Linked DNA regions of Homo sapiens: region 2 is linked to region 1. A link is a contact called in ENCODE Hi-C or POLR2A ChIA-PET data. All regions are on one chromosome and are shown on one strand. The core of a region is the stretch at or near the end of the contact, and the rest is flanking DNA. Distances in the headings are between cores, read along the strand shown.

What was found. A loop is a pair of places that touch in the nucleus more often than their neighbours do. ChIA-PET counts read pairs that join two places held with the same protein, here RNA polymerase II (POLR2A). Pooled maps may share reads with other maps.
Region 2: a pooled map shows a loop between it and region 1 (16-fold over the local background). The contact joins two enhancer-like sites. A Hi-C loop is called at or near these places in 3 of 37 single-sample maps with no recorded cell type and 3 of 50 pooled maps. POLR2A ChIA-PET finds 5 or more read pairs at or near these places in 1 of 52 experiments (naive thymus-derived CD8-positive, alpha-beta T cell).

What each region holds. Positions count from the first base shown.
Region 1 is chr2:12,029,090-12,035,859 of GRCh38, reverse strand. The region is part of intron 2 of MIR3681HG (MIR3681 host gene); the gene reads right to left. LOC124906141 (small nucleolar RNA SNORD18) reads left to right here and starts at 5,488; the gene lies at 5,488-5,557. RefSeq lists an enhancer at 1,196-1,245. Within about 2 kb of position 2,764, at least 4 of the 41 ENCODE cell types and tissues checked have a DNase peak (open chromatin) inside an H3K27ac peak, as active enhancers do.
Region 2 is chr2:12,323,059-12,329,828 of GRCh38, reverse strand. The region is part of intron 4 of MIR3681HG (MIR3681 host gene); the gene reads right to left. Among named protein-coding and RNA genes, the nearest start is that of MIR3681, 130 kb to the right of the region's middle. Within about 2 kb of position 3,813, at least 3 of the 41 ENCODE cell types and tissues checked have a DNase peak (open chromatin) inside an H3K27ac peak, as active enhancers do.

The sequences.
Region 1 (6,770 bases), core at 1,515-4,014:
TGTACGAGGGGCAGCCCAGCTTTCCTGACACACCCAGCCACCTCACTTGGTAGGAAGGTGGGAGATTTCAAGGAGAGGTGATGAGGGGTGAGAAGGGGCCAAAGACTGGGTGTGACAAGGGGCTGCTGAAGAGACACGTGGTCAGGAAAGGCTTCACCCACTCAGCAGTGAAGAGAAGAGGTGATGCCACCTCCACCTTTGCTATGCCCCTTTTATCTTAAAGTCTTGATGCATGGCAAGGCACCAAGCTGCTCAGAAGCAAATGAAAAGAAAGAAGCAAACTGAGAACTGCCCAAACGTGAGCTTCAGCTTTGTAGGAGGTGGGCTCCAGGAAGCACGTGACTGACTCTGCAGTTGGTGCTCCCAAGGTGACATCATGTAAAGGAAAGTTCAAGTTTCATTGTTGCAGAGTAATTTTATCGCTCCCTTTTTGCATCCTAATTGGTGGCTTTTGAGCCATCTTCTCTGAGCTCTCATCTTCTCCAGCTGCAGAGTAAACCAAGGCACGAGAATGGGCAGCTTGGGCACATTCGCTGGGCCTCGTTCCCTCTGGTGGATAAAGTGCCTTCTCCTTAAACCAGAACCATCTGTGAAAAATGACTGGGAGGCACAAAAAGTGCTGGAACCACAAAATTCCAGCTTCGGTTTTGGCTTTCTGGCAACAAAAGAATAAAAACACAGTTCTTATTTCTCCAAATATTTCCTTCTCCACTGTCTGCTCCGGCCTGATTTCAGTCCCCGACGAGGCAGCACTGATGCCTCCGTGGCCCACTCCCTCTGCTGCCTTTGGAGATATTGCTGGAATGCACATTAAGGTCATGATATTGGCTAGGAATAAAATGAGTTTTTCAAAAAGGACAAACTTCATAAATCCTGGCTTGTTCCTACACAGGTGTATAGAAGAAACAGAAGAAATGTGTTTTTCTGTGTTTCTGTCTTGCCAAGACCCAAAAATGAAAACCAATTTTTGTCCATAGAAGGTGTCTGTTAAAGGACTTGAAGTGAGTCCAGACAAAGGCAGGTTGTGAGCTATTAAAGTGTCTTGCCCAATATCTGCCAATAATGGCCATCAAGGCTCCTCACACAGCATCTGCCCACGTTATTATAATCGGGCTGCCTGTGCGTCACCTGATGAAGACCGCAGCTTGGGACGACTGGATGGGGTGGGACCAAGATATTTACAGAGATGAGAGAGGGATGTTGGAAAATTCACTCTCCTCCACACCACAAGAAGGTTTAAAGATCCAAACCAAACCAGAGCTCGTTCAAGTGTTAGGAGATGTAAAATAATGTGGTTTGGGGTGCACAAACGTTTTTAGCTATAAATACCTTCTAGATTGTTCCAATGCATTGAGCCAAAACCTAAATGCTGTGAGGTTTCAACCAACCGAATGGTTCCTTAAATAAACACCATGCAAGGACAAAAACTACCAAAGTGAATTTGAAAGAGCAGAGACTGACTCTAAATGGATGACCTGAGTGAGGACGGTGTGTCCAGGCCTTCCATAGCAAGTGTTAGCTGGGGGCCTTCGGCAGGCTGGGCCCTGGTCAAACTCATTCAGCTCCACACCTGTGTTCACCCTTCCACCAGGAATCCCATGAGAAGGACACTGGTGCCCTGCACTGTAAAAAGGAAAAACCCCAAACTCCAAAAAGTTTAAGAAAATCAGCTCCCAACTGGAAGTTGCTTCGGTCTGACTCCAAAGCCTACCATCCTCCACATGGGACCCACTGCCCCCATTCCATGGGTGTGTTCCTCCATTGGTGTTACCTCTTCAGGGCAAAGACACTGTCCCCTTTACCTAACGCTTCTCAGTGCCAAGTGGCATCTGGGATATTGGACATTGTCTGAGTTTCCTGGGGCTACCATAGCAAATCACCATAGACCTGATGGCAATACACAGCAGACATTTATTCTCTCTCAGTCCTGGAAGTTAGAAGCCTAAAACCCAGGTGTCTTAGGCTTGGTTACTACTGCGGGCTTTGAGGGAGAATCCACGTCCTGCCTCTCTCCTGGCTTCTGGGGATTTACCACAAGTCCCTGATGCTCCTTAGCTCATGGACACGTCACTCCCACCTCTCCCTCCATCTTCACGTGATGTCCTCTCTGAGTCTGGGTTTATGTCTTTCCTCTTCTTCTTAGAGGGGCAGCGGTCATATGGAATTAGGGCTCATCCTGATTTCATATGACATCATCTTAATTTCATTATACTTGCAAAGACCCAATTTCTAAATCAGGTCACATTCACAGGCACCTGGGGCTAGGACTCCAGCATACTTTTGTTGGGACAGAAGTCAACCCGTAATAGAGATAATAAATTCATATTTCTTGAATGAATCAAAAACCAAAAAGATCCTGCAGTGGACGCAGTGCTCTGGGAGCCTCTCTGAGCACATCAGGTCCCTGAACATTGCTGCTCTATCTTCCTCCCATGGCCTGAAGAAACCAGTCAGGCTGCCAAAACTCGCACCATTCTGAGACCTCCTGTGTCTTGACGGAATAAGAGAAATCTTTTCACCTATAAGGCATCACACCCCATTCCCTTTCCCCCTAAAAAAACGAGGACACTTTTACAATGCCACAATGGAGGCAGAAGCTTCCAGAAAGAAAGCATCACACCCATTCCCTTTCCCCCTAAAAAAGCCAGGACACTTTTACAATGCCACAATGGAGGCAGAAGCTTTCAGAAAGAGTAAATACATGAATCTAAGAGCCACTTTTTGACCTATGACTCAGAGTACAGAAAGAATGCTTGGTATCCTGAAAAAAATTCACTCAGCAGGAGTAAACACTAAACCTCATCAATTTTTTAAAGGTAGCAATTACTTGTATAATACCTATCAACCAATGACATTAAAAAGAAAGTAGTGGAAGCTTAGACTTCCACTACTCTGGCTATAAAATCTTTTTTGTTTTGTTTTTTAATAACTGATTTTTCAAGAATGTTATACTTATAAACACATATACATTTTATGTCCTACCTCCAAGATAGCTCCAAATGAGAATGTTACTAGCCAAGAAGCTAACATCAACAAAAATGCATAAAAACTGGTTAATAAAGCCCACATTAAGGGAACAGTAGAAAGTAGCTAAGAAAATGTAAATTCATTCAGGAAATAAGCATTTGCATGTACTGTTAAATATAATTTCCACCAGGTGCATGAAGCACATGAGTAATTATAGGCCAAGAAAAAAAAAAGTGATAACCTTTTCTCCGCATGGACGCCACCTCCTTTGGTTATGAGGCAGTGCTTTGAAGAGTTAAATGCCCTCTGCAAATGCCAGGGGGTGGTGTTGCTGTTGCCTAAACTGTTCCTCCTCACAGCCTGGGCTGCATACAAAGCAATTGCATAGGAGATATCTTACCCTCCCTTTTCTTTCATCTCTGTGGAAATACATGTTTCATTTAAGCCTGTGGTGCTTGGAACTTGTTCCAAGGAACCCCACGTTCTAACAGCAAAATCAAAGAATGCTTGTCTTTTCCCAGCTTGCAGGGAGAACAATAAGTAAACGAGTAGAAATTTCTCACTGTTATGTGTTATTCTATAATTTTTTGTTAAGTGTTATTCTATAATTTTTTCCTAAGTGTTTGGAACTCACTGTCTCTAGCCTACTAGGAAGTCCTGGAGATGACCAAGCAAGCCAGCATCACACCACCCCAGGGTCCCCACAGTGCCACGTGCAGGCTACCCCTCACTGCCTGCCAGGAGGGGTAATGCCAGCTTGCATTTGGTTATCAGTACCCCCACCCCACTCTGAGGGCGATGACAGCAGGGCCCCTCTGGGCACTAGTGCGTGTCCCAGGTCTTGGCACCTGTGTGCTGGCAGTGAATGTTTGCTGTAAGAATGAGCAGATAAAAATGCAAATAAAAACCACAATGAGATATCACCTTGCACTCATGTGAATGGTCACTATCAGAAAACGCACACACACACACAGACACATACATAAAATAACCATTGGCAAGGATGTGGAGAAGCTGGGACTCTTGTGCATTGCTGGTAGGAGAGTTAAACGGTGCAGCCATTGTGGAAAGCAGTATGGCGGTTCCTCAAAAGATTAAATACAGAATTTCCACATGATCCAGAAATTCCACTTCTGGGCATATTTCCAAAAGAACTGAAAGCAGGGTCTCACACAGACACTTATGCATTCATATGCACGGCGGAATTATTCACGATAGCCAACAGGTGGAAGCAACCCAAGTGTTCATCGGTGGATCAACAGAGAAACAAAATGTGCCACATACATCAGTGGAATATTATTCAGTCTCCAAAGGGAAAGAAATTCTGACACACCACAATACAGATGAACCTTGAGGACATTATCTTAAGTGGAGTAAACCAGTCCCAGAAGGACAAATATGGCATGATTGCACTTACGTGAGGTACCTAGAGCCGCCAAATTCATAGACACGAAGAGCAGAATGGTGGTTGCCAGGAGTCGGAGTGAAGAATGAGGAACTATTATTAAATGGGGACAGGGTATCAGTCTGGGATGATGAAAAGACTTGTGGAGATGGATGATGATGGTTGCACAACAATGTAAATGTACCTAATGCCGCTGAGCGGCACACTTAAAAATGGTTAAGTTGTAAATTTTATGTTAGGAATAGTTTACCAAAATTATTTAAAAAGAAGCAGATGATGAATGTCAACATTGAATGCATTGTCTCATAAGCACATGGCTTCTAGCAGCCCCATCACCTAACAAGCTTTAGAAATTTGACTGCAGTTAGTAAACTACAACTGGTAGGTATTTTAAGAATGTTAATTTAAAAAAACAACTATAACTTGTTTTTAATACAGAGATCTAGAAAGCCGGAAAATTTTGGCTTATCATCCCACCACTCAAATAATCCCAAGTGATCTTTTTTTTTTTTTTTTTTTTTTTTTTTGAGATGGAGTCTCGCTCTGTCACCCAGGCTGGAGTGCAGTGGCACGAGCTTGGCTCACTGCAAGCTCCGCCTCCCAGGTTCACACCATTCTCCTTCCTCAGCCTCCCAAGTAGCTGGGACTACAGGCGCCTGCCACCACACCCAGCTAATTTTTTGTATTTTTAATAGAGACGGGGTTTCACCACGTTAGCCAGGATGGTCTCGATCTCCTGACCTCGCGATCCACCCGCCTTGGCCTCCCAAAGTTCTGGGATTACAGGCGTGAGCTACCGCTCCTGGCCCCAGTTGACCCTATTTTTTAAGGTTAAAAATAATACCCTGCACTGGATGAGGCTGCTCAGTGGTGTGCAATGTTATAAAATGAAAAGTACATACATCTTTCCATTCTTGGTCCCTCCCCCAAACAATAATCACTATCATCAGATACTTAATGCATCCTTTTAAGAACAGCAACAATACACACTATGCTTAGACTTAATGTTATGCTGACACATACGAATGCATTTATAATTTTTAATTTTCACTTGGCATGTTTACCTTTACATTGTGTTTTTACACATTTTATTTTATATTTACATTTTTAAAATGTGTGTATGATGAGATTTCACTTCATGGTCTGTGTTTCTGAAACACATGATGTTGTGGAAGTTCTGATTTGTGGGGGGGAGATTATACAATTTGGTCCATATGATGTCCAAATTTACAGTATTTTAAATCTTCCCCTGAAAATATTTTTAGAGATTTTTCCATATTAAGATACATGAAGCTACCTGATGACTGTTTAATATTCCTGATTAAACATTTAGACTGCTTCCAAGCTTGTTTTCCTTTTGTTTTTTTTTTCTTCATTCTAGCAAGTATTCATAGCAATGAAATTTGTAGATCAAAATATGAGCAATTTGTATTTTAACAAACATTGGCAAATTACAATCCATAATAGTAGCAACAACTTGCACCCCCATAATTTGTGAGAATAGATGTTCTCCACCCCATCAGCCAGTCACTAGCAGCACTTCCCATGAGCCAGTGTTTTAATGTTTACCTTCCTAAGGAAAAAACACGGTGATTCATAATTTTTATTTGCATCGCGTTAACTAAGAGATATATTGAACACCTTTTAAATGTACTTGTTCATATTTCTTTATTGGGTTTTCTATTAATTTATAAATGTCTTATTGGTGGGCTTTTTAAAGATGAAGAAAATTAGCCTTTCATTTGTCGTATTTGTTGCAGATCCATTCCCCAGATTTGTTTGTCTTCCTTTGTTTGAACTCTTCTGTGCCAAACAGAAATGCAAAATTTGTATATAGTCATATGTGTATATCTTTTCTTTTATAGCTTCTGGGTTTTCTATGCTGCCTAGAAAGACTTTCCCTTCTCCAAGTTTAAAAATAAATACACTGAAACTTTTAGACAGGCTCTCTTTGATCTGTTTATACAAGGGTGAGCCAGCGGTATTGCCTTCAATGGGATAAATATAAGATCATGAATGGGAATGTTAAGGCCAGCTATTAAAATGGAAGGGAATAATACTTATATCAATTGATTTTCAACAAGCATGACAAGATAATTCAACGGAGGCAAAAACTGTATTTTCAACAAATGGCATTGGGACAACTGGATGTTTTACAAAATTGTTGTTTTAAAACAATATGTGGCCAGGCATGGTGGCTCACACCTGTAATCCCAGCACTTTGGAAGGCCGAGGTGGATGGATCACGAGATCTGGAGATCGAGACCATCCTGGCTAACACGGTGAAACCCCGTCTCTACTAAATATACAAAAAATTAGCCAGGCATGGTGGCAAGCACCTGTAGTCCCAGCTACTTGGGAGAATCGTTTGAACCCCGGAGGCAGAGGTTGCAGTGAG
Region 2 (6,770 bases), core at 2,564-5,063, 290 kb before region 1:
GTGACTTTAATGATTTATGCCGCAGCTAAGAGGGAACCATGAGCCACTTTTTTAAAAAAACCTGCCTCTCTAAAGAGTGAAGAGAAAGAAAGCACAGGTACAGGACATTTGAAACAAAAGTAGCTAGGTATTCTGTGGATGCTGCTATGGACAGCCTCTGTTCTAGAAACATCCAATTTAAGCATTTAAATATCGCCTTCATTATTTAGTAGCTGTGTGAATTGGGATGAATAACAGTTTTTGTAATGTAGCTGTGTGAACTGGGATGATATACTTCTTGATTCATAACACTGCTTGCCACATGGTATAAGCGACTAATAAGTAGTAGTAGCTGTTGTTATCATTGTTACTTTGGAAAGAGGACAGGTATTCTAGGTACCAGCTTAGTCTGCTTGTTTGTTTTGTTTTCAGACAAGGTCTTGCTCTGTCACCAGGGCTGGAGTGCAGTGGTGCAATCATAGCTCATTGCAGCCTCAACCTCCTGGGCTCAAGCAATCCTCCCACCTCAGCCTCCTGAGTAACTGGGACTACAGGCATGCACTATCATGCTTAGCTAATTATTTTATTTTTTGTAGAGATAGGACCTCCCTATATTGTCCAGGCTAGTCTTGCACTCCTGGCCTCAAGCAATCCTCTTGCCTCAGCCTTTCAAAGTGTTGGGATTACAGGTGTGAGCCACAGTGACCTGCCTTAGCTTAGTTTGAATAAAGTTTGATGACAAGCAGATGTCAAACATTCAGCTTGGAAAGCAGTTACCCCACTGCAGCTTCTAACATTTTAAAACAGCAGAGAAACCATTATTGCCCAGGAAGCATTCAGCAAAATTAACTGTGGTCAATGTCCAGTGTGCCATCTGTATCCCCCAAGAGTGCACTAACATGGACAGTGCCCATTTACCTAGAAATCTCCCTCAGCTGGAGCCCCAGTGCCAGAAAAGTGGAGAATTAAATTATGCACACCTCAGCCCTGTACTAGATAACCTCAAGTTGCATGGATTTATCAAACGAGTAGTTATTGTGCTATGTTAGGAATATGTTTTGAAAGGAACACTAAGTTTTAAAAGGGAGCTGCCACTTCTATGATTTGGTTATAAGATTCTATTTATTTATTCATTGAAATTATTCTATTCCTGTGTCAGTCTGTTTGTGTTTCTGTAAAGCAATACCTGAGACTGGGTAACTTATAAATAAAAGAGGTTTATTTGGTTCTGCAGGCTGTACAAAAAGCATGGCGCCCACACTTGCTTCTGGTGAGGCTTCAGGCTGCTTCCACTCACGGCAGTAGTTGAGGAGGAGCCAGCCTATGCAGAAGTCAGATGGCAAGAGAGGAAGCAAGAGGGAGAGGAGGAGGCGCCAGGCTCTTTTTAGCAACCAGTTTTCAGGGGAACCAAAAGTAAGAACTCACACTCCCATGAGAAAGGCACCATGACGTTCATGAGGGACCCAACCTCACCCCCAGGATCCAAATGCCTCCCACCCTATGCAACCTTACCTCCCACAATGGGGATCAAATTTTAATATGAGACTTAGCAGGGCCAAACAAACCATATTCAAACCACAGCATCCTGGAATCTGGACTGGCCAGTGATGAAGAGCAGGAGCTTTGGTCTCACAGCTCAGTTTTACCACTTATTTATTTGGATTTAGTTTTACTACAAAAAAAGACTGTAGCATTGTGTATTATAAAGATTGAGAAAAATATTGTACTTAGGTAAACAGGGTGCCTATCCTTATTGATTGTTGTAGCTTCAACCCCTAAAAGTTTAGAAATGGATACAACATGAGTTTCCAGGTGACGGGGCACCCAGACCTCTAGGCAGGTGTTCAGAATCCAATGTGGCACATAATCAAATAGGAATATACTATTTTAGCTTGAAGAAGGAGTTATCTGACTTTGTCTTATGAGGAGTTTAAGACCATCTCTTAGAGAAGTCAGCACTTGAGTTGAGACTAGAAGAGCAACTGGGAGTTTACCAGGTAGGCAAGATGGGGATGTGAATGGAAGAAGAGGGAAAGAATTCGGCACAACCTGATAAGCACAAGTGGTTCAGTAGACCTGCAGCAGAGGAAGGTGACCAATGAGGCCAGACACAGACCTGAGGCTGTTGCTGTCATGATCTTCCCCATTTTAAGGAGCTTGGATTTTTTTTTTTTTTTTTTTTTGGATACAGAGTCTTGCTCTGTTGCCCAGGCTGGAGTGCAATGGTATGATCTCAGCTCACTGAAACCTCTGCCTCCCGGATTCAAGTGATTCTCCTGCCTCAGCCTCCCAAGTAGCTGGGATTACAGGCGCCCACAACCACACCCAGCTAATTTTTGTATTTTTCGTAGAGACAGGGTTTCACCACATTGGCCAGGCTGGTCTCAAACTCCTGACCTCAGGTGATCTGTCAGCCTTGACCTCCCAAAGTGCTGGGATTACAGGCGTGAGCCACTGCGCCTGGCCGGATATTTTTCTTTAAGACTATGAATATCTATTGAGAATTCATACCCTCACTTTAAATCTGCCATGGATTTACACATCTAATCCCATATTCATATTTTGCCAGGTTGAAGTGACCCACTTTTTTTCTACAATATTTTCATACAGAAGAATATTTCCTCCTTTATCATTAAAATATCCTTTGAACAGTTCACTCCTTTGCTGAACAGACCATGTGCTCTATTCTAGGCATAGCTGTGAGCAGCCTGCTGGGGAGAAGAGGGGTGCACGCCTTTGCCATTGTTCAGAGCTCCGCAGAGAGTCAGTTCCAGGACGGAGATAGGCACTGTCAAATTTGCCCTGCTCACCTCTCCAGGTTCCTTTCCCACCACCATCTTTGCTACCGCTTGGTGGTGCCATACCAAGCTCATTCAGTGGAGTTAGACGCACTCATGTGTGCTCTCGCAATGTCACTTCTGGGCTTCCCACCTGCCATTCCCTCTGCCTGGAGCCCAACCTCCCTCCCCTGTCTGCCCTTCTAGCCTTTCACTCCCACTGACTTTTCTGATACCCTCTTAGATGTTTTTTTCATTCGAGAAGCTTTATCCCAAAAGCTTTATCCCCTGTAAGTCTGGTCCACCTGTCTTTCTCCTTTGCTTATTTCAGTAACGTTCTCTGGCTTTCTATCTATCAATTTCCCCCTCTCAACTGTAAGCACCATGAGGCCAGCAACCATATCTATCTCTATGTCCCCAGGATCTGGCCAGTGAGTGGCACATATTCTGCCCTCGGTGTGTGTGTGTGCGTGTGTGTCTGTGCAAGTGCCTGTGTCTGTGTCTCTGTGTGTGCCTGTATGCATGTGTATCTGTGTGTGTCTGTGTCTCTGCATGCGTGTATGCGTGTGTGTGTGTGTGAGCAGGTGTTCATGTGTCTATGTGTGTGTGTGTGTCTGTGTGTGTGTCTGCATGTTTCTGTTTGGGTGCATGTTAAATGAGAGCCAAGACCCTGATTCAAGTGCTGGCTCTGCCACTTACCTAGGCTCGTCTATTTCCTGCTTTCCATCTTTTCCATTCTGTTAATTTCCATTGTCAATTCCCTAGTTCAGGTCTTTGTAATTGTTTCCCTGGATGTTTCTAGAACCTTCCTTTGAGTCTGCCCTCCCTCTTCCCAATGCTGCCCTTTGCTTGCTTTCATATAATTTTTGTTAAAACATTGGTAAATTCTATCTCTCATAAAAACCTTAGAGCTTATTTTAAAAACTTCCAACTCCTTAGTCTAGCTTACGAGGCTCTCTACTATCTAATCTCAAACCAGCTTTCCAGCCACTCCTCCCATGAACTCAGTGACTCACCAGCACCAGAGGCTGGCATTTCCTGAGCGCCTCACCAACCGTCACACAGCTGGGCCTTAGTGCAGCTCTCGTGTCTGCCCGCATGTCTTTCCCGACTCCTTTTTCTACCTTGAGAAATACTCTGGGCTCATACAGCTCTTGTTCTCCACCGCCTGCCTCCAGCAATCACCATGTTTGTATAACGGTGACATTACTATCTGCTTTCTCTATTCGACAGTAACTTTCTTAAGCAGAGACACAATGTCTTCTCACCCTTTTCTCTCCTGTGGGACTGCATGGGTTGCTCACATGGCATGGGATGGAAGCTGGTCAATACACGTTTCTGGCAGGAATAAATATCCAAGCATGAGGGTCTAAGTGGTTCACTTTATTAAGGAAGACTTTGTGGTACACATTTTTTCCCTATCAAGGAAATACAAGTATGTTGGCAATACCATATTCCCTAATGAGGCAAGATTTACAAATAAACTGCAGCTTAGAAGGTAAGTTTCTCATGAACCTAATGTAAGTTGAAGGCTTGAATAAATACGTGGGACTCCTTGAATGGTTGTTTAGAATTTCCTGGGGAAGAAATCCTTGATGCCCAGGCTGTACTCTGCATTTGCAATTTTGATTACCTCCTACCAAGCAAACCAAAATCTCTTGCATTGGAACCTGGGCATTAGTATTGTTTAAGCTCCCCCCAAAATCAGCAGAAGAGCAGCCAAGGAGAACCAGTACCTGAGCAAAAGAGACTGAGGAACCAGTGAAGAAAGTGGCTCCTCTGACTGAGGCAGGGTGGAAAGAGCCTGGTATGTGAGGCAGAATCCTGTTTCTTGGCTCTGAAAGCCCTGGTCCTGGGTCAATAGCCCTCAACCCTGATGGCATGTTGGAATCACCAGAAGAGCTATTAAAGACTACCAGCTGGGACCAGGCACGGTTGCTCATGTCTGTAATCACAGCACTTTGGGAGGCCGAGGTGGGTGGATCACCTGACGTCAGGAGTTTGAGACCACCCTGGCCAACATGGTGAAACCCCATTTCTACCAAAAATACAAAACTTAGCCAGGTGTGGTGGTGCATGCCTGTAATCCCAGATACTCTGGAGGCTGAGGCAGGAGAATCACTGGAACCTAGGAGGCAGAGGTTGCAGTGAGATGAGATAGCACCACTGCACTGCACTCCAGCCTGGGTGACAGAGTGAGACTCCATCTAAAAAAAAAAAAAAAAAAAAAAAGACTACCAGCTGGATGGTTAATTTTATGTGTCAACTTGGTTAGCACATGGTACCAAAATATTGGTATATTGGCCAAACATCAGTGTGGAAATATTCATGAAGGTAGTTTTTAGATGAGATTAACATTTAAATAAGTAGACTTTGGATGAAGCAGATTAACTTCCATAATGTGGATAGGCCTTGTTCAATCAGTTGAAAAAAAGGCAGCTCTGTCCAAAGGCAGAGGAAATTCTACCTCCAGAATCAAGCTACAGCATCAGCTTTTCCCTGGGTCTCCAGCCTGCTGGCCGACTCTTCAGACTGTGGACTTGCCAGCCTCCATAATCACATGAGCCAATATCTGAAAATCTCTCTCTGTGTCTCTTTCTCTCTTTAGACACACACACACACACACACACACACACACACACACACACATACATCATTGGTTCTGTTTCTCTGGAGATCTCTGACTAATACACCAATCCCTGGGGTTCTTATGTTCGAGATTAGAACCCAAACATTGGCAGTTTTAGAAAGTTCCCGACGTGATTTCACGTGCAGCCAGCGTTGAGAACTACTATTCTAAGTGTTTCTAAATGTTATCCCATTGCTAACTGCCCTCATGGTTTTTCCATTTGAATATATTTGCAATGAAAATTTCACTAGAACACCTTCTTTCCTGACCTGTGCACTCTCAAAATGTGTATGTTGGCATCTTCACTCCCCAGTGTGACTGTATTTGGAGTTAAGGCCTTGGAGATGACTAAGGTTAAATGAAGTCACAGGGATGGACCCTAGTCCAATGCAATTGGTGTCCTTAGAAGAAGAGAGGGAGATACCAGGAGTGTATGTGCACAGAGAAAAGGCCACGTGAGAAGAAGGTGGTGATCTGCAAGCCAAGGGCAGAGGCCTCGAGACAACCTCAACCTGCTGATGCCTTGATCTTAGACATCTAGCTTCCACATGTGAGAAGTAACTTTTTCATATTTGTGAGAAATCAATTTCTGTTGTTTAAACCACAAGGTTTGTGATTATTTGGTTACAGGAGGCCTAGCAGACCAACCAGCCAGCAATGCAGTGTTTTCATGACCTTGCTCAGACTGAATCCGAATTGGCCACTGGGCTTCAATTCACATGGCTTTTCTCCAAATTGGGGTTACACTGGGGAAGGTTTCTGGGGTGAGGTTTTATTGGCCATGTTGAAGCAAAGCTAGCCCCACCTGACCTGGATAAAAGAGGCGGGGGAGTGGGGAGAGGCAGCTGTTTCCAGTGAGTGGGCTCCAGTTTGCCTGGTTACCCCTGTGTTGGTGAAACTTTGCCCCAGTGGCTGGACTCCACAAGCTACTTTGTGCAGAGCAGCCTCTGTATGATGCCACACTTCTATGCCAAGAAACTCCATTAGGAAACACTTAGCCTTGGCATTTTCCATTTGTCCCCTGTTCCATTAACAGCATCCTCTTGACTTTGGAAGGCAGACCACTCTGCTCCTCAGTCCACTCCAAAGTGCTTAATAAACTTTGTTTCAGGATGATGGATGCTGTAATGGAAAAAAAAAGGAGCAGGGGCTTTGCACCCACACTGACTTGCTACCAAACCCTGCCTCTCTCATTTGGGAGTTGAGAGAACTTCGGAAAACTTTTCTGAGCCTTCATCCACTCATATGCAAAATAGGGATGAAAGAAACTTTTACACAGTTGACATATGGGTGAATTAAGAACATAGCATGGTGTCTAGCACATTGTAGCTGTCTAATATTCCCTTTTTCACTGATCTTTCGAATGTATACATTTGAACATAATT